5 separate regions of the Mus musculus genome follow, and all the other regions are linked to region 3. Evidence: chromatin loops called from intact Hi-C (ENCODE). Cell type or tissue: heart. All regions are shown on one strand. Region 1 has its middle 41 kb from the start of Hpgd. Region 2 holds the start of 4930518J21Rik (RIKEN cDNA 4930518J21 gene). Region 3 overlaps Glra3 (glycine receptor, alpha 3 subunit). Region 4 has its middle 9.5 kb from the start of Hpgd. Region 5 holds the start of Hpgd (hydroxyprostaglandin dehydrogenase 15 (NAD)).

Region 1 (5,000 bases), 270 kb before region 3:
CACCATTGCATACACTAGCAAGATTATGCTGAAAGGACCCTGATATAGCTGTCTCTTGTCAGAGTATGCCTGGGCCTAGCAAACATAGAAGTGGATGCTCACAGTCGGCTATTGGATGGATCACATGGCCCCCAATGAAGGAGCTAGAGAAAGTACCCAAGGAGCTAAAGGGATCTGCAACCCTATAGGTGGAACAACATTATGAACTAACCAGTACCTCGGAGCTCTTGACTCTAGCTGCATATGTATCAAAAGATGGCCTAGGCGGCCATCACTGGAAAGAGAGGCCCATTGGACACGCAAACTTTATATGCCCCAGTACAGGGGAACGCCAGGGCCAAAAAGGGGGAGTGGGTGGGTAGGGGAGTGGGGGTGGGTGGGTATGGGGGACTTTTGGTATAGCATTGGAAATGTAAATAAGCTAAATACCTAATAAAAAATGGAAAAAAAAAGAAAACTTCACATTGTCTTAAAGGTTAAAAAAGTTATTCCTATATGTCTCCAACAATAACTGCATTTTAATGCGGGCACTGATACAACCAAATCATCATTTTGGAAGTGGAGAGTTTTTGATAGAAAGAAAAGTAAGCTGTGGGTTTTGCCTGTTGCTACCATCTCAAGTTCATTCTGTAACTCTTTTACCTGTTTTCTCCAAATAGATTCAGAGATCTTGCCTATGAGATGCCACGTGCTTATCAACTAGTGATGGAAAACAGTGAGACTTGCAACCAAGAATGTGCAAGACAGCTTCCTGGTGTAAATTTTTTTTTGCCACTATAATTATGAATAACTTCCATAGCTCTGTAAATGACCTTTTTTGTTTTCTGAGTGTAGGATTTTATGGTCTACTCCATTTGATTCAGAAGCTCCAAGTTTCTTTCCTGAATTGCATTACTAATTTGTAGGTCGGACACTGGGATGTGGAGTAAATAATGAGGAAAATGCAGCTTTTGTAGCTCTTACGGCCTCAGAAATTTTGATATTTTACCATGCTTAGTCTACTTTTGCCAGAAGCCCAGAGGTCAGGCTGCTGGCAGAGATGATCTGGAAACGAGAAACCTCAACAGTGCCGCGTAAACTATTTTCTGATTAAACAAAGTAAAGCGAGAAGGTCAGTTTTCAAACACCGGAAGCATTTGAACTTACTGTGCTGGCAGATAGCTTCTGTGGTTCAAATGAGGTCCGTGTGGCCTCCCTAGATCCAACCCATAAACTGGCCCTTTAAAGGAAGAGTTTTGATTGCTAGCAATTTTACACAGCATCATTTTCTCTCAATACTATAATTTTATTCCTCCAAAGTATTTTCTTAAGTTGTATTTTGAAAATAAAACATTAGATTAATATAAAATTATGTTAGCTTTATACTTTAATGTATCATCTCTTCCCTTTCTTTCTGATTTGGGCTTAGAAGAAAGTGAAAATAATTACTTCTTTTTAAAGACAGATTTGCATATGCCCTTATGTCCCAGGATGCCCTGCAACTCTTTCTGTATTTTTTTTTAATTGAGCTCAACAAGGACAACAATAGACATGCTAATGTGGATGTGGAAAATACTCAGCCAGCTTCAACATTATATAAAGAACTATAGGCAATTGGGGATATGTTTGAATTTGTCATTCTTCTATATTTACTTCCAAAGTAGTGTGACTGAAAAGGTGAGCCACCACTGATTTATGTACTACTTGAAGGAGAGGAGAGGTCTAACTTCATGGATGCTGGGAAATCACTTTACCAATTGAGCTACACATCCAGCCTCAAATATTTATTTTTAATATTTTTATCCTAGGGAAAAATCGCTTTCTTAAAGTGTCTTTTATGAAGATTTTCTTCCAAAGTACATAGGAATACCTAGAAGTAAATCCAAAACTTAAATTTATTTGGTGTGCTAGAAGAAAAAAAAAACGGTACCAAAAGATGTAGCAAAGGGACAACAGACCTTGGGAAAGTAAAATTGATTAACTACAACTGGAAAGAGCTTTGATTATGTCTAGATGCTGTCCTAGTAGTACTGAATCATCACTTCTGGTGACACGAGTAGGGAATTACATGGAACTCGTTAATTTCCAAACTGGATGGAAAATGCAGCAGAGAAGTCATGCACACACCTTGTAAAGACAGATTGCCAAGAAAATCAATGACTGGTACGGCAGGGCGGGGCGAGGGCTGAGGAAAAGAAGTAGGGAGGGAGCTTCAAGCTTAGAACACGGTGTCTCTTTAGGTTGTTTGTGGCAAGCTTAGGGCATGAACTCACTGCTAGTTCTAGAACGTGTTCTTAAGGTCTTGCCAGTTGTTGGTGTCTGAGTTCAGACTCGGGTAGATAAGTAGTCCAAGACTGAAGACAAAATGCATCATCACTCTCAACCCAGGACTAGCACTGGCAAGTGGCAAATCGGACAGGAGGTCATTTCCTTATTCCCTTTCTTTACTTCTGCCTGTGTGCATTATCTGGTTCTATTCATATCTGCTTCCTTTGCAAGCTCTCGTGTCCCAGAACACTTTCTTCCTTGCCCTTCCTCCAGCAGATAAACTTTGTATTCTGTTTCCTTCGGGTTTTTATCTCTGCTGGGGAGAGTCTGATAAAACTAACATGTGCTGAGCTGTTTAATGTCAAATAATAGCTTCTATCTTGCCCATCAAAGATTGTAGTTTTGTATGCTAAGAACTTTCAAAGTCTCAACTTGAATGAACAAGGGTAGGTATTTTATGCAATAGAGGCGCTGGTTAGTAGATTGAAAATTTTAAATCAAGTAATGTCTAAAATGATTCATTCACCTTTCTGGGCATACTTTTCAAACCTAGTATCGAGCATTTATAAAATACAGTTGAATAGTTGAATTGACTACTTGATTTTCATTAACTTGTTACTTTTTCCCCCACTTGGTATTCCTCTTGATTAAAAGTACCTAGTTGCTCCCTCCCCCATCACACATATATAAGGCACTGTCACTGGCAGGAAGCTTTTAAAGTTTAAAGACTGGGTCATTTTTAGTTCTTCTTCTTCTTCTTCTTCTTCTTCTTCTTCTTCTTCTTCTTCTTCTTCTTCTTCTTCTTCTTCTTCTTCTTCTTCTTCTTCTTCTTCCTCTTCTTCTTCTTCTTCCTCTTCTTCTTCTTCTTCTTCTTCTTCTTCTTCTTCTTCTTCTTCTTCTTCTTCTTCTTCTTCTTCTTCTTCTTCCTCTCTCTCTTTCTCTCTTTCTCTCTCTTTCTCTCTCTCTCTCTCTCTCTCTCTCTCTCTCTCTCTCTCTCTCTCTCTGTCTCCCCCTTTCTCCTGCTTTGTGCTTGCAATTTATGACATGAGCTTTCAGTTTGTTGCTCCAGTCACCATGCCTGCTTGCTGTCGTGCTTGCCTGGCTTGATAGTGAAGGTCTCTTACCCCTATGAAACTTTAAGTTCAAATGAATCTTTCCTTAAATAAGTTACCACAGTCATGGTATTTTACCATAGCAATAGAAACGTAAGTAATATACTTATTTATTTTGTAATGATAGGCACAGACAAATTAACTTTCTACTCAACTAGTGTGTGTGTCTGTGTGTGTATGTCTGTGTGTGTGTGTGTGTGTGTGTGTGTGTGTGTTCATTTTTGTCTGTTTGTTTCTGTGTTTGTTTCTTCAAATTCTACACATGAGGGCAAAATATCTGCAATATTTTTTATTTCTGTCAGACTGATTTCAGATGGCATTTTGGACATCAAGCTTCAGGCTTACTGGCATAAATGGCAGACTTTCCTTGTTCTTATGACTGAATAATATTCCTGGGCATGCTGCATTATTAACGTGTCAATATACACAGGTTATTTCTATATTTTTTCTATTGGAAATACTGCTTCAACAAACAGGAGAATCACTTGTCTCTTTGAGATAGCAATTTCATTTCACTTGGATGCACATGCAGAAGTATATTGATATATCACTCCTTAAATGGTTCATCTACAATGCTATCCCTATACCTAAGGCTCAGGGACCATAACAGAAGAGGGACCGGAGAGTAGTGAGAGCCAGAGGACCAAGACTTCTGCTATGAGACAATGTCTTTTGAAGTTAACAAGGAGCTGCCTTCAGGAAATCACAACTATATGGTCACCCAAACAAGACAAGTACAATGACAACAGCGCTTGACAGCTCATTAAGAGCTTACTTAATGTAATTCTTACATTAATTAAGAATTTTTACAAGTTCTTTCCATAGAATGAAGAGTTATAGGCAGTTAACTGACACTGAGAGAGGGATACTATGTGTTCTCCAGGGGCGAGACCCTCTGATAGGTTATCTAATCCCACATGGCTAGTTCTTAACACATGAGATACACTAAATAGACTCAGCAGGATATTTTACATGTTATATACATATATAATGTATATTTGTGATAATAATTACCTGGGTGATGAGCTTGAGGAGAGTAAGAGGAACATGGGAAAGTTAGAAAAGTGGAGGTGATGAATATACAATATTCATGTGTAAAATGTTCAAAAATAAAATAAAATAAATGTAAAAATACTGGTGACAAAGGACTATGTTATGACAAAATCCACTACTTTGTATGCTAACATAAAAATTATTAAAGTATTCCAAGGAATGGGCAGATTATGTGAAAGATTTACTTTTATTATTTTTACATAAAAATTAAGTATTTATTTATTTATCACTTCTGCATATGTGTTTGGTTACATGTGCAACAGTACATGTGTGGAGATCAGAGGACAACTTGTGGTTGTCAGTTCTCTTCTGTTATGTGGGTCTCAAAACTCAGGTTATTTTTTGGGCAAGCACCCTTACTCTTCAGCATCTTGGAGGCCCATCTCTCTGATTAGTTGACCATTTATATTTTATTTGAATTCTCTGCATACTTTATAAATCAGTTTTTTAAAATGTTATTATTATTATTATTATTATTATTATTATTATTATTATTAATTTTTTGTATCGGGTTGTGCAAATTTTTATCAGTTTAGCATATTGATACCTTATCAAATCTATGGGTTGTAAATACTCGATCTAATTTCA
Region 2 (5,000 bases), 420 kb before region 3:
TGCCTTCTCTTGGAGCATCAGAGAAACTTAATTTCTATGCCCTTACTAAATATTTTTCTCTGTCTTTTAAAACTGGGTCAGTAGAGATTTTGGCAATAAATTTTTCCAGCACTCAGGCCACTTTGAGCATTATGGAAATTGAATTACTTAGTCTCATGTGCTTCAGGGAGCAATGGCTTTCTTCCTTTTCATATTTGCATGTCCCAAATTTGCTTGTAAACTGTAAGATATAATTTAGCACGAATTGCTTTTGAACCTTAGTGGTTAAAACAGCCTCCCCCCGTTCTCTTTTCTCCTCCCTTTTCTTCTTCTTCCTCCCCCCTTTTCACCTTCTTTTTCTTTTCTCTACCTCTGAAATGTGAAATTAGGGAAAATGGTAATACATTACGTTAGATTTTTAGGAGGTAAATGTTTATAATAAAACATTTGCCATAACAAATTCCCCAAATACTTCAGCTCATGAATTCCTTTCAATACTGTTTTGCAGAAATGGACTTGGGATAAATGGAAAATTCATTCAGGATTTGGGACGTGTAAGTTCACCCTAAAAGTTAAATTTCATTTTAAGTTAAATTAGTTTAACTTCATAAAAATGGCTAAGGTCCTATAGGGAGCTGATCAAGCCCAGCCAAGATGTAATTGTGGATGTCTCTCCCAAAATACTTCCTCCGCCATCTACTGATTCGCTGTTCAAATCCTTACCTAAAGGAAACATCTGGTATGAATTTTTTTTTAAAATGGGGGGGGGGGAGGTGTTTTAAAATACTAAATAACTTTCTGTGTTTTTTCCTAGTTGACTGTAGAAAAAATCTCTTATAAGCATCACCTGTCAATAAAAAAGATGATGGCCAATGAGCTGAGGCAGGAAAGAGGAGGTGGGACAATGTCAGGAAGAGAGAGGATTCTGGGAAATAGTGAGAGAATAAAAGGGAGATTTGCCCAGAACCTGGGGGAGATGGAAGTAAAGGCGTACGTAGCTGAACTCATGAGAGAATAAGGAGAGATACTGAGAGAGATTAGAGAGAGAAGCTGAGGGAATGCTGAGGAGACACAAAGAAAGAAATGGACGGGGAACTGAAAAGAACTAACTAAGTGGTAGATAAAGAATAGTTTCAATAAGTTAGGAGCTATTCAGGGAATGAGCCAAAGCTTGTGGACAACATATTTAATAATGAACAAATCGTCTTAGTGTCACCATTCCGGTAGCAAGGGCTGGCAAGGAAAAATGGATTTTATTTTTCTTTTCTTCTTTTTATTTTTTACAGTTGAAGTTTTGTAATATTGGTGAATTTCATTTTTTCTTATAAAAATTAGCTCATCTATACCTTTACATTTATTTTGTCACAGGCCTGTCATGAGAATTCAGCTTGTGCTTGCTTGACTAAAAGGTGCCAGTTCAAGGTGCTCGGTGAGTGGACTTTAACAGAGACACAGGAACAACTGGGCAGGGGAGAGAATCTTCGTGCAAGCAGCATAGGAGAGTTAAATGTAAGAAAAATAGCAGGAGGTAAGGCCTTTAGGATTTCTGATCCAGGGTTATTAAAAATGACACCACCCAGGGCTGAAAAACATATTTCAGTGAAATCCTGACTCTGATCCCTGGTGCTAAGCAAACTGGTGGCAACAATGCCTTTAGTCTCAGCATTTTGGAGATGGGAGCAAGAAGATCAGAAGTCCAAGGCCAGGTGGGAACTTTCGTGATCTTGCCTAACAACACAACACAACACAAAACAAAACAAAACAGAGCCTCCAAGTAAAGACGGCTTGAAAAGTATCATACTTACATTTTTGATTGACTAGACCCAAAATGAGAGTGTGTGCTGAGGAAACCCTTTTAAGGAAGCAGGACGACAAGCTACACAACCATGGGGCATTTAAAAAAAAAATCCACCATTCTGGAGGAAAGAAGTGTACCTAGGATATCTAAGGAGCTCTCAGATAACGGTTTAAAAAGAAATGGCCAGAAGACAGACATTTCCCAAAGCAAAAACATGGATAGCAATAAACATGTAACATAATGTTCATCATTGCGAGTCATTAGGGGAAAGCCATTTAAAAATGCCTCAGTCAGGGTCATCATTCCTTGCTATTGAGAATGGCCGAGACAGAACCATAGAACCCTGGCAAAATTCACTGCCAGCAGGAACCCAAACCTGAATAAGCACTTTCAAAATAGTTTGGAATTGTCATCATGGGAAAATATGGGTTGTTTCTGTCACATGCTGTGACTCTAGCCATTAAGAGTAAAGTCATTTAAAGAAACAACATAAAAATAGTACAATGGAAATATGCTGTTAACATATTCACTCAATGTTTCGTTGCAAAGAAGAAACTGACATTATTTGTAGTCATTATATACAACATAAATGTATAGTTTATTTTATTAGAATTTTAATGTCCAATGATTTCTGGTTAAAAATTATAAAGTATTTTAGGGCCAAACTTAAAGTGGTTTGTTTCAGGTTTTAGTTTAAAAATTCAGATGGCCACTAGATGGCAGAAGAGGCTTGTATTTTTGTTAACTTGCTTAAAAACAGGAAACGGGATTAATTTTGTTCTCTTAACAAATAAAAGGAATCTGTAATGATGGATATTACTGGTAACTGGCAAGGTTTAAATTGCAACTATAATATCAGTGTTGGTGTAAATTAAATAAGACATAATAAATAAAACCCACCGAAGGCACCACATGCAGAGTTAAACCTTGTAAAATAAACCAGGGCTAGCAGACTGATATTAAAAATGTGCACTTCAGAGCTTGACATTGAGCTTTGTCAGGGTACAGAGAATATTTGGTTTATAATCTTAATGGCTCTCAGAAATGTGCAGCCATTCCTTAATTTTTCTGTCTTCCCATTAATAATTTACCCAGAATGCAGCTGTTCTTCGCTACGGTTCTGGGAAACCGTCTTCTTCCTCTTTTAGATATAAGGATGAAAGTAGGCAAGTGAAAAGGAGCAAAATTCCGTGAATTTTATGATACCACACTTCAAATTACTCAATGGTTTTCAACTTGATGAAGTTGAGAGAAAAGGATCTATAGAACTTTTAGGAAACGCCCCTCGCGAGGGGCAAACTGAGACATTAACTTGAATAACTGCTGAGGTAGTCTGTGGAAGAGTGATAGCTTCGAGTACCTGAAGCCTAGGTTCAGCACCCCCCCCCCCACCCCCTCAGCATAAACCAGCTCGCAAACCTTTAATCCCAGCATTGAGCAGAGGTTGGAAGCAGGAGGATCTAAAGTCCAAGGTCATCGGCTACTTGGTAACGTTAATGGCCAGCCTGGATTCTGATACAGTATCAGAAGAAACAACCCTTCCCAAATAACCCTCAAACCAACAAAATCAAAAGCTTAGCCTCATCAACATGCATCATTCTAAATATACACTGTCAGCGGCGTGGCGGTGGTGTAGAGGCAGAGATGGGTAGACTTCTGAGTTTGCAGCCAACCTGGTCTACAGAGTGAGTTCCAGGACAGCCCGGGCTACACAGAGAAACCCTGCCTTGAAAAAAGAAAAACACAAACAAAACAAACAAACAAAACAAGAAACCCCAAATACACATTATCACCACGGACATTTCTGATGTATGTATTTGCATAGGTCCCGTTCCTGCGTTTCATTATAAGGACAGATTGAATGAGAAGGTAGGTAGTCAGCACTACACATGCCGGAGAGGGACAGTGACGTATCTACTGAGAATTCATAGGAGGATTCTCTATTCTAAGTAAGATTCTTCCAAGGAGATGAGTTCAGATGGAATTCAGGTGGAACCTCTTTCGGAAAGCCCAGAGAGGGAATCGTGCACAGGAGATTCAGCATCTGCCCAAAGAACAAAGGAAATCCCTTATTTTAGTGGCCTTTAAAGGAGAGAGTTCTCCTAGTTAGAGGGAAGGGGCTTCTGAGGGTAGCAACTTTGTGACAATATTAGACAGGATATGAAGAGGTAAGTCACAAAGGTAATCTTAATGTCCCGTCTTCCAACAACCTTTAGAAATAAGCATTTACTTTTATAAATGAAGCCACATTGAATATGTTTGAGTAAGTGTCCTTGTGGTAGGATGGAACACCCTTTGGGTATACGTCCAAGAATGGTATACTTGGGTCTTCAGGTAGATTGATTCTCAACTTTCTGAGGAGCCGCCATATTGATTTCCACAGTGGTTGTGCAAGTTTGCACTTCTACCAGCAATGGAGGAGTGTTCCCTTGCTTCACATCCTCATCAACATGAGCTGTTATTATGAGCTGTGTTATAGATCTCAGCTTTTCTGACAGGTATGACAGGTTTTATTTCATTTCTTTGATGGCTACGGATGCTGAATATTTCCTTATGAGTTTCTTAGCCATGTGAGTCTTTTCTCATTCAAGAATTCTCAGTTTGCATCTGTATCCTAGTTTCTAGTTGTGCAATTTGTTTTCTTGATACATAGTTTTTCTGAGTTCTTTATAAATTTTGGACATGAGTCGTCTATTGGATATGGAGTTGGTAAAATCGTTTTCCAGTCTGTAAACTGTCATTTTGTCCTATTAATGGTGTCCTTTGCCTTACAGAACCTTTGCAGTTTCATAAAGTCCCATTTGTTAATTGTTGGTCTTGGGGACTGTGCTAATGATGTTCTGTTCAGAAAGTTATATGTTGTGCCAATGTGTTCAAGGCTATTCTCTACTTCCTCTTCTATCAGGTTCAGTGTATTTGGTTTTATGTTAAGATATTTTATCCATGTAGAGTTGAGTTTTATGCATAGTGATAGTATGCATCTCTTTGGACTCTTCTAAAACTGCTGTCTAGTTTCATCAGCCACAATTTTGGAGATCCTGTTTTGTTTTGTTTTGTTTTGTTTTGTTTTGTTTTGTTTTGTTTGCTTTTTTGTTGTTTTTTTTTCCCAGTCGTTTGTCTGGCTTCTTTATCAATAATTAGCTGTCCACTGGTGACTAGACTGATGTCTGGATCTTTAGTTTAATTCCATTGATCAGTGTCTGTTTTTGTACCAATACCATGT
Region 3 (5,000 bases):
AAACCCAGTAGAGACACCACCCATCCACAAAACTTTCAACCCCAAATCTATATTGTCTACAAGTAATGCAGGCATGGGGAGGGGGAGCAGAAACTGAGGGACTGGCCAACCAATAACTGGCACAACTTGAGACACACTCATGGTCAAGCACCAATCCCTACCACTATTAATGATGCTCTGATATGCCTGCAGACAGGAGCATGTTGTCCTCTGAGAGGCTCCACCCAGCAGCTGACTCAGACAGTTGCAGACACCCACAATCAAACAGTGGACCACGACTGTGTTTACTCTGAGCTCCACAACCCAGCCTTCCCTCAAATACTGCGTTCTTCATTTGTCTCTCTTCCTCAGCTACTATTCATAGACTGCCAGACTTTGCTCTTTCTTTCCTTACCATCTAATCTTTTGCTTTTTCAGTTATTTAGAATTTAATTTTTAATCTTCATTATTCTAATCACAGCTGCCACTGTCAGCAAGAACACTGGCTCTATTTTCTGTTCTTTCAGTTTCATTCAATGTAGTTGCCATAGTGGATAGTTTAAAAGATATCTCTACAGCTTCCTAAGACAGGAATAAGTTTAATGTATCATCTATTACATCTTTCCTAGAATTTCTTCCTAACAACTTATAAATGAAAGGTTTCCTTAAGGGCATGTTCTTTGTAGTTATCTCCCTTTCTTTCTGGTAAATTCATCTAATTTCTTGAGCCAAAATTCACACAACTTTTAACAATTTAATTTGAGTTCTGTCTTTGGCAACAAACCTGAATATGCCAAACCCCAAATGTACTAATATTGCATTTGTTAATAGTCTTATAAATACTTCCTTTTTAGACTTTCCAATTGTTTCTTAATGTCTGTGACATGATCCTACTTATATGACTTTATGACACTTTTAACTCTGATTCACAGGTACACAGACCCTTTCATGTCCACATTATATTAATCATCTCCATTAATTATTGTTCTTTTCGCATTCATTCCCTAGTGTGTCTTTCCTTTTTTTCTTGTTCTATTTGTGGGGTAGATTATTGCTATTTTTACCTTGAACACGCAAAGCAAGTGCTCTGTCTACCACTGAATGATGTCACAAGGCCTCTGTTATGTTTTCATTTTGAAATAAAGGGCTCATTAAATAACCCAGGCTGGCTTTGAACTCATGAACCTCATACCTCAGACTCCCCAATACCGAAAACTACAGTTCTGAACCACAGTGCCCTATCTTGTTACTAGTTCCTATTCCTATTCTTGTAATATTATAAAAACACATTGCATAATCTTGGTTCATTGGTAAAATAATCTATGCGGTTATTTGGTGTAAGGACATGGCTACCTAATGAAAAATAGTTACTATGCAAATATGATGACCTGATTTTAACCATCTATGCTAGTAAATATCTGAATGTGCCTTCAAGCATAGGCTGGGGAGGTCAAGACAGGAAGAGATCTAGAGTTTTTGGTTTCGGGTAGCTAGTAGCCAAGTAAGTGAGCTCCAATCTAAAAATAAGTAAATAAATAAGGTAAGTATTGTAAGTAAAAAAAGTAGCAAATCAACCGAAGGAGACACCTGATATCTCTGGCCCCCATATGTGTACATCTCCATATACATGTGCACCCGTGTACACATGTGTTCACATATAAACATATGCATGCACATACATGTAATAAGAAAATATAAAAAAAATTGCCAAATAATTTTTTTGCTCCTTAAACTTTGAACAATTTTCCTTTGACCTCTAAATAACTTACAGTAGTCATGGAGCCAGTGATTTATATATATATATATATGTGTGTGTGTGTGTGTGTGTGTGTGTGTGTGTGTATACACATATATATAAATATATGATTTCTCTAAGTCTTACATTTTTCCTGTAAGATAATTTAAAATAAGATACTTTTAAGTAAGATAATTATGAAATAATTATCTTTTAATAAAATTTTATAAATTTGACTCAAGAAATCAGATGAATTTATGGAAAAAAAATTACTTAGTTTCTCTATGTCCTCCATTGGTCAAGATACAGAGTCAACTGTCATAAAGTTGCTCTTCTTTGTCGTACGAAGTTTGAATAATGCACTGCTAGGCAGTTTTCCTTCCTTCCTCCTCCATGAAACATCTAAATATCCCAGTTTTAGATTGCCTTGCTTTTCCTTCACTGATGTTTTCATTTTGTCCATGCCTGGCTTTAATATTTAAGAGACACAGAGTAAACCATTTACAAGTTAAAGACAAGAATTATTATCAGAGAAATAAATATTTATAAGCCCTCAAAAAGCAGTGCTGGATGGGGATAGAGGGTTGGGCCATGTTCCCCCACGAGTTTTGCACGCCATCTAGTGGCATGCCCATCTTACTACAAGGCTTGCCTATCAGACCCTGAACTCTGCAGATAAAATTTCCAATTTTCCTCAGGAAAGAGTTCAAATAGAGCTTTCTTAAAACCAAAAAACCAAAAAACATATATATATATTTCACTTTGAATAAACATCGTAAAGCATTTTACTGTGTACACACTAATTACTATGTACATATTTATCATTTGTGTACAATTCTATCATTTATATTACTACAAAAGTGTTAAATGAAGCACACTTCTGACACTTTGTTTAATGTTAGTGTTAATCAGTGATATTCATTTACCAGAAAGACATCTGAAGAAAACTTGAAAGCTTCGGTTAGTCTCCATACATTTAAAGTCCTTTCTCCTGACATGACCCATGGAGCATATTTAGCTAAAATGCCAAACACTCAACCTCATAGAAAAGTCTAAGGTAAGGAGGCAGGCAGCTAGTCACCTATGGCTCTTACTTATTGAATATTACCCAGACACTCTAAGAGATGGTTTTCACATCTAAAAATATGGGAATACGAATTTTTTAAATCTTATCTGATGTAGTATGCATAAAATGCTTGGACCATTTCAAGTTTTCAGCATATATAGATGTCAGTTCATATTCAATGATTTTCTTTTCTTTTATTCAATAGACATGTGCCCAGAAAATTATAAAATAAATTATCTGATCTAGCCACTAAAGACTTAAATTTACATTTAATAAATGCTCAGAAAAAGTAAGTCACTCTTACTTACAGCTTTCAAGTTGCATTATGCATGTTTGTACATCCATTGGGAAATTCTTGAGATCCATTGGACAGGAGAGTGTTAATGTCAACCTGAAAGGATGAAAGGAATTCTTTTAAAGGTGATTTACACTGACACATGCATCTTCTACTGTGTAGAGAAAGAAATTCTCATGTTGAGAGAAACTAAAACTGTGCAAATGAAAATTTCTCCAGGTTAAGAATGTTATTTAAGCACACTGAACACAGGAACAGTGGAGCAGCTGAGAAATCATCCTTCTGGTCTGACATCTGCACTTTCGTGCTGAGATTGTTTCACAGCCCACTGTGCACAGGTCCCACCAGGAGAAACCTGTTCTCCCAGGAGAGCCTTCACTTCTGAGCTCAGAGGTGAGAGAGACACTTTCTCTCCAATAACTATCTGAAGCACGGCCGTGAGGAGCACACAGGGTACAGGAACAGTGGAGCAGTTGGGACAGGATTGTTCTAGTCACCATCTGCACTGAGAGCCTTGGGCTGTTCTAGAGCTCTCAGTACACAAGTTCTGCCAGGAGAGATCAGATCTCCCAGGAATGCTGACACAGGCTTTCAGACCCACAGGAGAGACAAGGTCCAGCCAGAGACAGCAAGAACATCTAACACGAGGGAAAACCAGATAGTGAAAGAGAAACACAAAAATCTTACCAAAAGAAACCAAGACTACTAGGCATCATCAAAATCCAGTTCTCCCACCACAGCAAGTCCTGGATATCCCACCACACCAGAAAAGTAAGATTTGGATTTCAAATCATATGTCATGATGCTGATTGAGGATTTTAAGAAGAATATAAATAACTCCCTGAAATACAGGAGAACACAGGTAAACAGGTAGAAGCCCTTAAAGAGGAAACACTAAAATCCCTTAAAGCATTACAGGAAAACACAACCAAACAGGTGAAGGAATTGAACAAAAGCATCCAGGATCTAAAAATGGAAGTAGAAACAATAAAAAAAATCACAAAGGGAGACAACTCTGGAGATAGAAAACCTAGGAAAGAGGTCAGGAGCAAGCATCAGCAACAGAATATAAGAAATAGAAGAGAGAATCTCAGGCACAGAAGATACCACAGAAAACATTGACACAACAATCAAAGAAAATGTAAAATGCAAAAAGCTCCTAACCCAAAACATCCAGAAAATCTAGGATACAATGAGAAGACCAACCCTAATGATAATAGGTATAGAAGAGAGTGAATATTTTCAACTTGAAGGGCCAGTAAATATTTTCAACAAAACTATAGAAGAAAACTTCCTTAACCTAAAGAAAGAGACACCCATGAACATACAAGAAGCCTACAGAAAACCAAACACTTTGGAACATAAAAGAAATTCCTCTCATCACAAAATAATCAAAACACCAAATGTACAAAGCAAAGAAAGAATATTAAATGCAGTAAGGGAAAAGGTCAAGTAACATATAAAGGCAGACCTATTAGAATTACACCAGACTTCTTGCTAGAGATGATGAAGGCCAGAAGATCCTGGGCAGATGTCATTCAGACCCTAAGAGACCACAAATGCCAGCCCAGGCTATTATACCCAGCAAATCTCTTAATTACCATAGATGGAGAAACCAAGATGTTCCATGACAAAAACAAATTTACACAATATTTCTTCACAAATCCAGCACTTTAAAGGATAATAAATGGAAAACTCCAACACAAGAAGGGAAACTATACCCTAGACAAAGCAAGAAAATAATCTTCTTTTAAAAAACCAAAAAGAAAATATCCACAAAAACCATAATTCTGCCTCTAACAAAAATAATAGGAAGCAAAAATTTTTTTTCTTAATATCTCCTAATGTCAATGGACTCAATTCCCCAATAAAAAGACATAGACTAACAGACTGGTTATGTAAACAGGACCCAACATTTAGCTACA
Region 4 (5,000 bases), 220 kb before region 3:
TGAGTCTATCACGCATACATCACTTGTACGACTTACTCATCAGGTGTTTCACAAGCACCTGAACACTAACCCTCACTAGCTTCTGGGGACATATGAGCTGCCTGGGGACGTGGATGTTCATTTGGAAACAGACATGTGTGTGAGGGTTTGCATAGAGGAGCTCACCCCCCTGAGGTGGGGGAGGTGGGTCTCCTGCAGAAGGGTTATTTGTGTTCATACTAGAAGGAAGAGGAGAAAATGTGTTAGTGAAGACAGAAGGGGGGTAGTATAAACAGGGGTCTAAAGCTACAGTGCTGGAGAGAGTGAGAAGACTGTTTTCAATGAAATAAAACAGAAGCAAAAGCTAGACGTTGAGATATTGTTGGGGGATGGGGGAATGACAGAAGAGGATGCTGGGGAGTTAAACAAGGACCAGGACACTGAATAGTGTAAGCCAAGAAAATGGATTTCAGATTCCCCCTTCCCCAACACATAGCTGAATGTCACTGAATAGCTTTTAAAACCCAAGAGCTTTATCTTATTTGGTTGTTTGCAATTTTATGTTGGTGGCTCTCAGGGAATGAATGGTTGTCTAGGCAAAGACAGCAGGGTTGCTTACTGACTTACTCAGCTGCATTGCTTATGAAACATACAGTACTGGGAAGAAGCAAAGTAATTCAAGCAAAGTAATGGAATACATCAACATGATGCTGACCACAAACATTGACTTGACAGGACAGAGGCAAGGAGGAACATCAGCCGCTCACATCTGCATTTGCTGCTTTTGAGTTCGTCATATTTTTCACAATAATGAAATCAGTATGTTGTGCATAATACAGTAAGCTTGTACATTTGCTTTTTAGATCTAAGGAAGGAAACTTCTTTGTGCTTGGCTGAGCTGTTCCATCTTTGGGTCATAATTTATTCCTTTTGAACTGTTGGGCAGTGTCCTAGAAAAATCTCTTTGGATTGGCACTTTTTCTATTTGGCAATTCATCTGTCTTGGTCAGAGATGCGTAATCACATTAGTCTTTTCAAATTTCACAGTCGATGAGGAGAAAAGAAAATGCATGTTTTCCACACTTAAAGCATTGCATATAGTGTTTTCAAACCTTTTTATGCTTGGTAGAAACAATGGCTTCATTCGTTGAGAGTGTATTGGGATCCTTATCAGACAGGAAGATCTCTGAAGGTCATAGAAAAATTGACCCATAGCTCAGCCTCCTCAAGTGAACAATCAATCCAGAATATGACTATGTTGTCGATGGGCCATTAATAATATGAGAAATTTCCCAGCAGATATTAATGTCATCCTAGCTCTATAATACCTAATAACAGAGAAGGAGACTTTCAGTATCCAATTGCCTAGACATTGAAGAAATTCCTTGAAGTTTGTTTCTATCATTAATTCTTTAGATTTTGGAGGCAAGAAATTCATATTTTTAATTACAATTAAAGACTTCAAATACAATTTTGGTTGTCAAATTCAGAGTACACAAAAGACATTTAGAACCAGAAGCTGTCAGGAGCAGTAACTTGGTATTCTGGCAAATTTGCTGTAACCTCACCTGAAATGAATGAGTTACCTGACATTTACATAATCAAATTTGGTTTTCTCCCTCAATCTATTAGGGATCGGCTGCACTGTATCAGGTTGTCCTCTTCTGATGTCTCCTACCCATTTTCAGTCTCTGCTTTCAACTCTATGCTATGTTTGATGATTCATGATTTGCATGTTGGAGGATTTGAAATCCTTGCTCCAGTGGCCAGTAAAAGGAGTGAACACAGACAATGGGATTGAAAGGAGCAGAGTTTAGAACTCAGGTTACACCTGCCTGTTCTGTCTACCACCTCCTCTCTGATCTTCAAATACTGATGAAACCTCATAGCAACATAGTTAAAGCATTAGAAAAGTATATGGCAGTTGGATGTAGCATTTGTTAATGTGAGTCAGTTTACAATGTGTGTCTATTACATTGCATCACACAGCACTAAATGCAAAAATTAATATATTTGCAGACATTATGTGACAAGATTTTTTTTCCTGGAGAGACACAATACACTCATCTACACACATTAGATAGGGAGCCAGCAACCAACCAAAGTGCAGACACCATCAAAAACCAACTTGCTAAAGCAATGAGTTTTATAAGGATTGTTTACAGGAATGTGGGTGAAGGATTACCTAGGAGCAGATGTAACTTAAAGACAGTTGCATCACCAAAGCCCACCCCCCAGCATGTGAGTGACAGCTCGCAAAAGCTGGGAATGTGGAACACACTTCACACAGCCTTTGGGCATCTCAACCGACTGGAAAAATGCCTTTTCTGAGTGACTCAGTTGATCTAAACCCTTTCCAGGAAGCTGTTCCCAGGCTGCTGATCTGGTCTCAGAGTGTCCTTTGCAGCTTTTCTTGTCTGACAGTGACTCCAGCCTGTTGGCTTGTTTACTCCCAGGAGGAAAGGGCCTAGAGACTCTGGTCAGTTTCAGGGCCTTACCGAAGCTATTTTGAGTTGTTTACCCTCTGGTTTAAGGAGCTTCCCTGTAATGTGGAATATTTCAGTCTCATAGCAAATGTTATGCAACAGAATACGAGGAAGCTGAGCTTTATGTAGGACACCTCCTTAAGTCTGTGGCTTATGAAGAGTCACAACATACTGCCCCCTCCCCTGCCCCCAAGAGAAAAGGATTAGATTTACTCTTAAAATAACAAAGAACTTAAACATAAGTTTCTTTGAGCTGGAACTGGTTTGTATTTAAGAAGTGGAGTTTCCAAGGTGATTTAATGATAAGCAATGTAGTGGAGCGTGCTTTACAGTTTATTTGGTTCATGTTGTGAGTACTCTGTCACTGGGCTCGGAACACGCTGGATCTTCTGAAGCTGTCTTTAATCAAAACTTCCTGTTATCCTTTCATCTGCTTCATGGCTCACAATAGGCCACGTTTAATTGAGGGAGCCTGGGTGAATATATTTGTGAAGATTACTCTTTAAAAAACTAAAATGTTTGAAACTAAAAAACGTATATACACATCAAAACAACTCAAAGCTATTCATCTGAATCTTGGTGAAGCTTTGGAGAATTCTGGCTTGCTTGCATATTTACCCTGCTTTAGAACTGTTTTTCTAATTGACAATTTTAAATTTTATGTATGTATGACTCATGGTGCAGAGGATGGGACTCAGGGCCTCAGACATTCCAACCAAGGACTCTGCTGTGATTATACCCCTAACCCCAATGCTTTTTGAAAGTACACATGATAATTTACCATGTAGGATAAAAATAAATATACAAGTTAACTGTGGGAACATGAAAGGCAGCCTGTTTTCTGGTTGAGCTAGGTTTAAACCCTAGAGACCCAGCAGGTGTTCCTGCAAGGGAAGGAAGGTGTTTGCCTCTCCCCCAGACACTATGCTCCTGACACAAGGCCTTAGCTCTCCACAATTCTGTAGCCATCAGTCACACAGGGCAACGCCCCAAGCTCCTGATATCCAGTCTGGACTCCACTCCCACAGTTATCTGGCAAAAGCCATGTAGGCCTGACCCACTTTAAAAGGGGCTACTTGCCCCCTCCTCCCTCTCTTACTTTCTTACTCTTTCTCTTGCTTCTCTTTCTTGCCCCATCTCTCTTCATTCCCATCTCTTTCTCCATGTGGCCATGGCCACCCTCTACTTCTCTACTCTCTCCCTGTCTCTGCCTTTCTCTGCCTCTACTCCTTTCTACTGCTTCTTAGCTCCCCTTCCCAGATACTCCTCCCTGCAAAAGGTATTTAAGCTCAGGCCCATCCTGAGAAACTGGGGTAATTTTCCACTCATCACAACTCTCCTACATGACAATAAACATTTCAAAATCATGGGCTGTCTCTTCTCATTGGGATCTGCCATGCTGGAGCAATGGAGCAGGTCTTCCTCTAAAGAGCCATCACATCTCATGGAGGAGGGCCCCCTGCATTCTCAACCATGGTCTCTGCCAAGCTGTCCTCTGAACAAGCCTAGGACACTCTTGTCCCCTTGAGAACCAGTCGAAACTCTCCCCCCCTTTTTTTCCCTTCAGGCCCCAAAGAGGGTCCCCACTCCATTCTCATATATTCTGTGGCACCCAATGGCATCTGTGGTGCAGGAGAGTATCAGCTAACTCTGGCAGTTCTGCAGGGAACCCAGACTGCACTTCCCCACCCTCAGAGCAGGATCCTGCAGCTTCTCACAGCCCAATGGCCACCAAGTGGCATGGGATGCTTGAAGTCAAATTTCTCACATCCTGCCCGCCCAGTGGCTCAAGCCCTAGGCAGGACACCATTTTAATCCACAGTTAATGATAGACAAAACACCCATGGAAGGAGTTACAGAGACAAAGTTTGGAGCTGAGACAAAAGGATGGACCATCTAGAGACTACCATATCTGGGAATCCATCCCATAATCAGCTTCTAAACGCTGACACCATTGCATATACTAGCAAGATCTTGCTGAAAGGACCCAGATATAGCTGTCTCTTGTGAGACTATGCCAGGGCTTAGCAAACACAGAAGTGGATGCTCACAGTCAGCTATTGGATGGATCACAGGGCCCGCAATAGAGGAGCTAGAGAAAGTACCCAAGGAGATGGGGGCGGGGGGATCTGCAACCCTATAGGTGAAAAAACAATATGAACTAACCAGTACCCTGGAGCTCTTGACTCTAGCTGCATATGTATCAGAAGATGGCCTAGTCGGCCATCAGTGGAAAGAGAGGCCCATTGGTCGTGCAAATTTTATATGCCTCAGTACAGGGGAACGCCAGGGCCAAGGAGTAGGAGTGGGTGTGTGGGGGAGCGTATGGGGGACTTTTGGGATAGCATTGGAAACGTAAATGAAATAAATTCCTAATAAAAAAATAGAAAAAAAAGATAGACAAATCCCTACTGCTCGGTCCTACAGATTGTACCTGTAACTTTGTCAGTAATCTTAGATGTCTTGTCGAATTAGAAGTAATAAGAAAGAGACTTAGACTGGGGGGGGGGGGGGAATAAGAGAACAAGGCAGAGG
Region 5 (5,000 bases), 230 kb before region 3:
CCAGGGCTATATACAAAGAAATCCTGTCTCCAAAAACCAAAAAAAAAAAAAAAAAAAAAAAAAAAAAGAATCTCTGCTGTTTAATAAGTAAAAGTTGATGCTTTATTCAGTCAATTTCATTGTGTTAATCTGCTTTCATGTTTACTATTTCATTCTTCTTTCCTATTATCATTGCTAGTTTACAGTATTATGGCTTTGTATAAAGCGGTGTTTATTTGAGAAACTTACTATAGATTCCCAGACCTGAATCTTACTCATTTCAGTGTCTTACGATATATCAAAGACTTGAAAACCCTCAACAGCTAGTTCAAAGAGGGCGTCACCTAACCTTAGGAAACTCGGACTTCTTAAAGCAGTCTCTTATATACTTCTAAAGATTTGACAAGTTCCATGGTCATTTTCAATCTATCTCTATTACTTCAGACTGCAGCCAACTATCTTTTTTCTTTCCTATGGAAGATGTGTATTCTTAGGCCTGCAAGTGAACATATGGGTTCTTTGAAATAGATAGATCAACCCAAAATTTATCTTGACTGAAATAAATTCAAAAAGTTATTAACAACCATCAAAGGTGATTGTTAAGCATATTGACAAAGCTTTGCATAAGCATCATTTTATACTTACTAAGCCAAGCCGGAAACCAAAACTAAAAGTGATATATAGTGATATTATATATATCATTTATATTTCAGTGCAACTTTAAAACAGTTCCTTAAGTCGTAAATTGGTTCCAGCAAATGTCTAGGTTTCATGTCTAGGTTTAATTTTCTTCCCTCCTGGAAGCCACTGGTTAGACTTTTACTAAAGTGTCCTATGCTGTCTGCTGTCTGACATCTCATTGAGATTTCAGCTCAAGTGACTTAGAAGTTTAGCTCCTTCTGTCATGTACATGCTATGATCCTCTTTATAATTTGTCTGAACATTTTGTGCTATTCTGGTTTGCTGATTTTCACCATAACGTATCTAGATGGGCTGCAGGAACCCTTTCAGCTCTGTGTCTTTATGAGCCCAATGTATCTAAACAGTCTTAAAAGTTGTGGGCAGCCCTAAGTTCTGAAGTTTCAAGAATCCTTTCCTTTTATGTATGAGGGTCTCTAAACAAGGTGGGGACTTCTTATGATAGACAGGTCTTCTGGGCCATTTACTGTGTGCTTGAGGTTCCTTCACAATCACTTAATGTTTAAGGAATATATTCGTAGACATGATACTCATTTTAAATACTGGCAGAATAACACATTAAATACCATGCGTGAAGCCATATAATTTATCTTTACTGGTCCCTAGTCCAGTAGCATGAATGTTGGGACTGGGCATGACTGTCATTGAAACTAAATGATATAGTATCAATAAAACCATTCTCTGGCAAAGGATGTTCTATTATGACTTCTCTTAAAGATCTCTTCTACTCATAAAGGCTACCTCTACTATCGGACAGATTAGCATTTTCAGATGTTAATGATGTTCTCTTTAATCCAATTACCCCTATCTTAGGTCCACTGTCTTCTAATGGATCCGTCCATTTTTATTCATAGGGTATATTCTAAGATGTAAGAAACCTAAGATCTCAGGATTCCATTGATAGACACTGTAGAGCAGGTTGGGTTTGTATTCTGACTTCCAGATTAAAAAGGTGCCTACCGATTTACTTTGTTTATTTGAACAATGCCCTTTGAAACATCTTTTTTTTTTCTATATTTTCCTGGAGAAATTATCTTTAGGGAAATCCTTTGAGCCCTCTATACAGCCAGTGTGCATTGCTGATGACAATATTCTTCCTGACATTTCACAAGTAGATGGATCTATTTTAAGAGACCACAGAAAAACAGGAAAACATTGGGGAAAAGCGATAGAGCCTTTTCTTCTTTAATTCTAAAGAAGAAGAAATTTAACGCCATACAGTTATTATTTTAAGTGCCATCTTAGAGGGGAAACCGAGCAAAGATCTGGCTAAAAGCAATTGCTTTGCCTGTGACCATGACCTGGAACTTGGCGTCTGAAGTGTCTAAGCGAAAGGCACGCTGAGTTTGATTGTTATTGGAGAAGTCTTCCAGCTCTCTGAGAACTGCTTGCCATAGTTCCGCAGCCTGTCCCCCTCACTGGGTAATTAACTGTAGCAGCACTGTCTTCGAATACACAAAAGATTTGATTACATTCTGTGCTGCCAAGTGGCTAAAACAGAAGGATTTCTTAGGCAGTCCTGTCTTACTTTTTATGTCCATTGGGTTATCAGAAAGAAGCACAGAAATTCAAACTATCCATTGGAGTTAGAAGGTCACAGCTTCCCGTGAGAGAGCGTTGCTGGCTCTCAGCCTTGTCTGCTCCTACCTGGCAGTCAGGTTGCTGCTTGCACAAGGTGTGTTCCCGAGTCTATGGATTGATTCCCCAACGTCTTACCTCTCAGTTGTTTCTGGTCAGCCACATCACACTGGACGAACAGTGTCTTCTGAGGTTCGAACTGCTCATCTAGGGCAGCTTTACATTTTACACCTGCCTCAAGATTCCAATCCACCAATGCTACCTACAAACAAGAAAAGAGGGAGCGGGTCTCCTATGAAGGAAACAGCCGCCACCAAGCCACAGACACACAAGCAATGGATAAAAAAGACGCTCCCTTCTTAGACCTCAGAATGTGCTCATCCAAGTTCGGGTTCTCTGCCAGCAGCGTTGGAGGTCGGCTTGCGAGCCTGGGGCTCGGCACCCCAGGGGCTCCGGCGGCGTGTGGGTGGACACGGAGAAGTCCTTACCTTGGCGCCATGGAGCAGCAGAGCCTCAGCGAAGGCTTTGCCTATGCCCTGTGCCGCGCCGGTCACCAGAGCCACTTTGCCGTTCACGTGCATGGCGGGTCGCGTCTCTGCGGGTGGTGGGCGAGCTCAGAGTCTGGACGCCGCAGCAGCTTTTATAGCCCACTCCGTGCGCGTGTGCAGCGGCCCTAGGAGCTCTCTTGCCAGTGGGCGGGGATGAAACTGTCAAGCCAGCGCCTAGGAAACCGACATTGTGTCACCTGCCCCTGAGCACCAGGGTAGGGTCGGCGCACAAGGTGATCTTTGCCTTCTAGGCTTTCAGCTGTTGCAGATTCCCCAGCAGGAATTTTCCCCAAGCCTCTGGCTGCATGAACACAGTGAGCTAAGAGAGGAAAAGCTGAAAGGAAGGAAGACAAACTTTCTGGAAAAGTTTCTTGAACGACTCAAAAGTTAATCTTACAGGAGAGAAGAGAAGAGGCTTGGAAACTTGGATTTCTCCTCACAGCCTCAATAAATATTAAATTAAAAGCAAGCAAAAGAAGGAATCAAAAACAATATTTTAAGGGGCGTTGCTGTGCACGTGTGTGTGTGTGTGTTAAGCTTTTTCATAACTTCTCATTTCATAAACAAATATAGTTATGGGCTTGGGGTGAGTGAGGATAACGCTTTTATTTACTGACGTTTTGTACAAACAGTGAGCACAAGAGTTTAATTTTGCTCTGACTCCCAAAACCTGAATCGTGTTCCAACGCCAGAGTTTTAAGAATCTTCCTGGAGTTTCTGTCTCAGATCAGTGTCCATTGTGTGTCATATTGAACTGTCCTTAGTCATGCCAGCATCAGTGGTAGCCTTGCATATTGTGATTTTGATGGAAGTTTACTTGCTGGACCACCTTGGCTCCTATGGCTCAGTAATCCAGATTTGGTATTGAGGTCCCCAGACCTGCAGGAACTGGAGCCCTGACTTTATGCCAGGGTGACTGTTTGCCAGGACACGAGTCCACTGACTAAGTCCCTTTCTCACGTTCACAGCGGCAGGCTTCAAAGTGCGTTCTGTCAGTTTAATTCATTGGCATTTATTTTCAGGCACAAAGACATCTGAGCACGCGGGAAGCCCGAGATTAACAGCAGAATGAGTTCTTTGTGTACTTTGCCTGCTTAGTGAAGGAAGCCTTGGTGAATGTGCCCGGTTCCTCAGGGAAGTGTTTGGAGAGGCTGCAGAAAATACAGAGTTGGTGTTAAGCCAACTGGTTTCAAAGTTGCCTTGAAACTAGATCTTGAAAAAAAATGCTGAGAAGATAGGAACATATTTATATCCAGCATTGTACTGAGAAGGGGAAGTAGAGGCACTGTATTTTAATTTTTTCTTTATTCTAGAGAATTTCATGCACATATACAAGGAAATATGTCTTGCTCCCTCCAAGTTTCCTCAGATGCCCGAACAACCCCTCCTCTCTTATTGTTTTTTTTCTCCCAAGTAAACTGCTAAGTTCAGTTAGTCCTACCCGTATACATTTGGGTGTGGGACTCGTCACTGAAACTCACCAGTGGGTGTATGTAAGGGCTTGATGTTGAATGAGAACAGCAGAGACAAATAAGAAGAAGACAGGCAAATAACAGAAAGCCAGGGCTGAAGGCTTGAGAAAAAGAACACATCTTCACCAGGAAGGATTTGCCCAAAGCTAGAAAAACAAAGCAAAACAAACAAAACAAAAAACAAAAACAGCTACTGCACTATGAGTGAAGATGTCTGAAGAGCAGTGGCTTTGCAGCGCTCAACAGAGAGGAACCGTTCCAAAAGTCAAGTGGTCCCTAAAGCTTTGATGGAGATGAGCGCCACATTTGGCAAAAGGTTTTCAATCAGCTAGAGCAGTAATAGCCAGTATGAGTAAATTTAAAAGGCACAGCACCTGATGCGAAGTTTTAGGAGAAAGTGGCTGGTGAAGAGAGAGAGAGGTTGTTTTACTGTCAAGCCCATCATTATGGATCTAGGACCGGGTAGTCATTGGCGAGATTAGGAGGAGACTAAGTTTTCCTTTAAGAAAGGACAGGATTGGTTCAGACTAAAGAGACTGGTGTCATGAAAAAAAGAAAACAAAACCAAAACCAAACACCAAACAGCCAAACAGGAGTCTGAGGGTCTATGGTTGAGATTTCAGATGACGCGGAGGGTGTTGCTCTTCCCTTTATCGTGCCTCAGATTCCTGATTTGTTAAGTAAGACTTGAGCAACGCATGTGAAGCATTACCACAGGGCCTGG

The links. Peaks named below come from ENCODE experiments on the same cell type or tissue, not always from the same donor. Only the 100,000 strongest peaks of a DNase experiment are listed, where the experiment ranks them.
Region 1: a loop joins it to region 3, with 2.3 times the contacts of the local background. A loop is called at or near these places in 3 of 42 quality-filtered maps.
Region 2: a loop joins it to region 3, with 7 times the contacts of the local background. A loop is called at or near these places in 35 of 42 quality-filtered maps.
Region 4: it touches region 3 in a loop (2.4-fold over the local background); 3 of 42 quality-filtered maps call a loop at or near these places.
Region 5: it touches region 3 in a loop (2.2-fold over the local background); 3 of 42 quality-filtered maps call a loop at or near these places.

What each region holds. Positions count from the first base shown.
Region 1 is chr8:56,333,065-56,338,064 of GRCm38, reverse strand. No RefSeq gene overlaps it. Among named protein-coding and RNA genes, the nearest start is that of Hpgd, 41 kb to the right of the region's middle. In heart, no CTCF peak of the experiment used is centred here; a DNase peak (open chromatin) is centred at 2,234.
Region 2 is chr8:56,483,722-56,488,721 of GRCm38, reverse strand. 4930518J21Rik (RIKEN cDNA 4930518J21 gene) reads left to right here and starts at 3,754. Exons shown (of 3, transcript NR_131020.1): 1 at 3,754-3,945. In heart, a CTCF peak has its summit at 2,482 (motif pointing right); no DNase peak of the experiment used is centred here.
Region 3 is chr8:56,060,602-56,065,601 of GRCm38, reverse strand. Glra3 (glycine receptor, alpha 3 subunit) reads right to left here. Exons shown (of 10, transcript NM_080438.3): 5 at 3,089-3,171. Among named protein-coding and RNA genes, the nearest start is that of Glra3, 120 kb to the right of the region's middle. In heart, a CTCF peak has its summit at 2,336 (motif pointing left); no DNase peak of the experiment used is centred here.
Region 4 is chr8:56,282,599-56,287,598 of GRCm38, reverse strand. No RefSeq gene overlaps it. Among named protein-coding and RNA genes, the nearest start is that of Hpgd, 9.5 kb to the left of the region's middle. In heart, no CTCF peak of the experiment used is centred here; a DNase peak (open chromatin) is centred at 2,398.
Region 5 is chr8:56,292,457-56,297,456 of GRCm38, reverse strand. It overlaps Hpgd (hydroxyprostaglandin dehydrogenase 15 (NAD)), which reads right to left and starts at 2,905. Exons shown (of 7, transcript NM_008278.2): 1 at 2,745-2,905; 2 at 2,395-2,518. The coding sequence starts at 2,837. In heart, no CTCF peak of the experiment used is centred here; a DNase peak (open chromatin) is centred at 2,906; H3K4me3 peaks cover 1,369 bases; H3K27ac peaks cover 582 bases; H3K27me3 peaks cover 943 bases.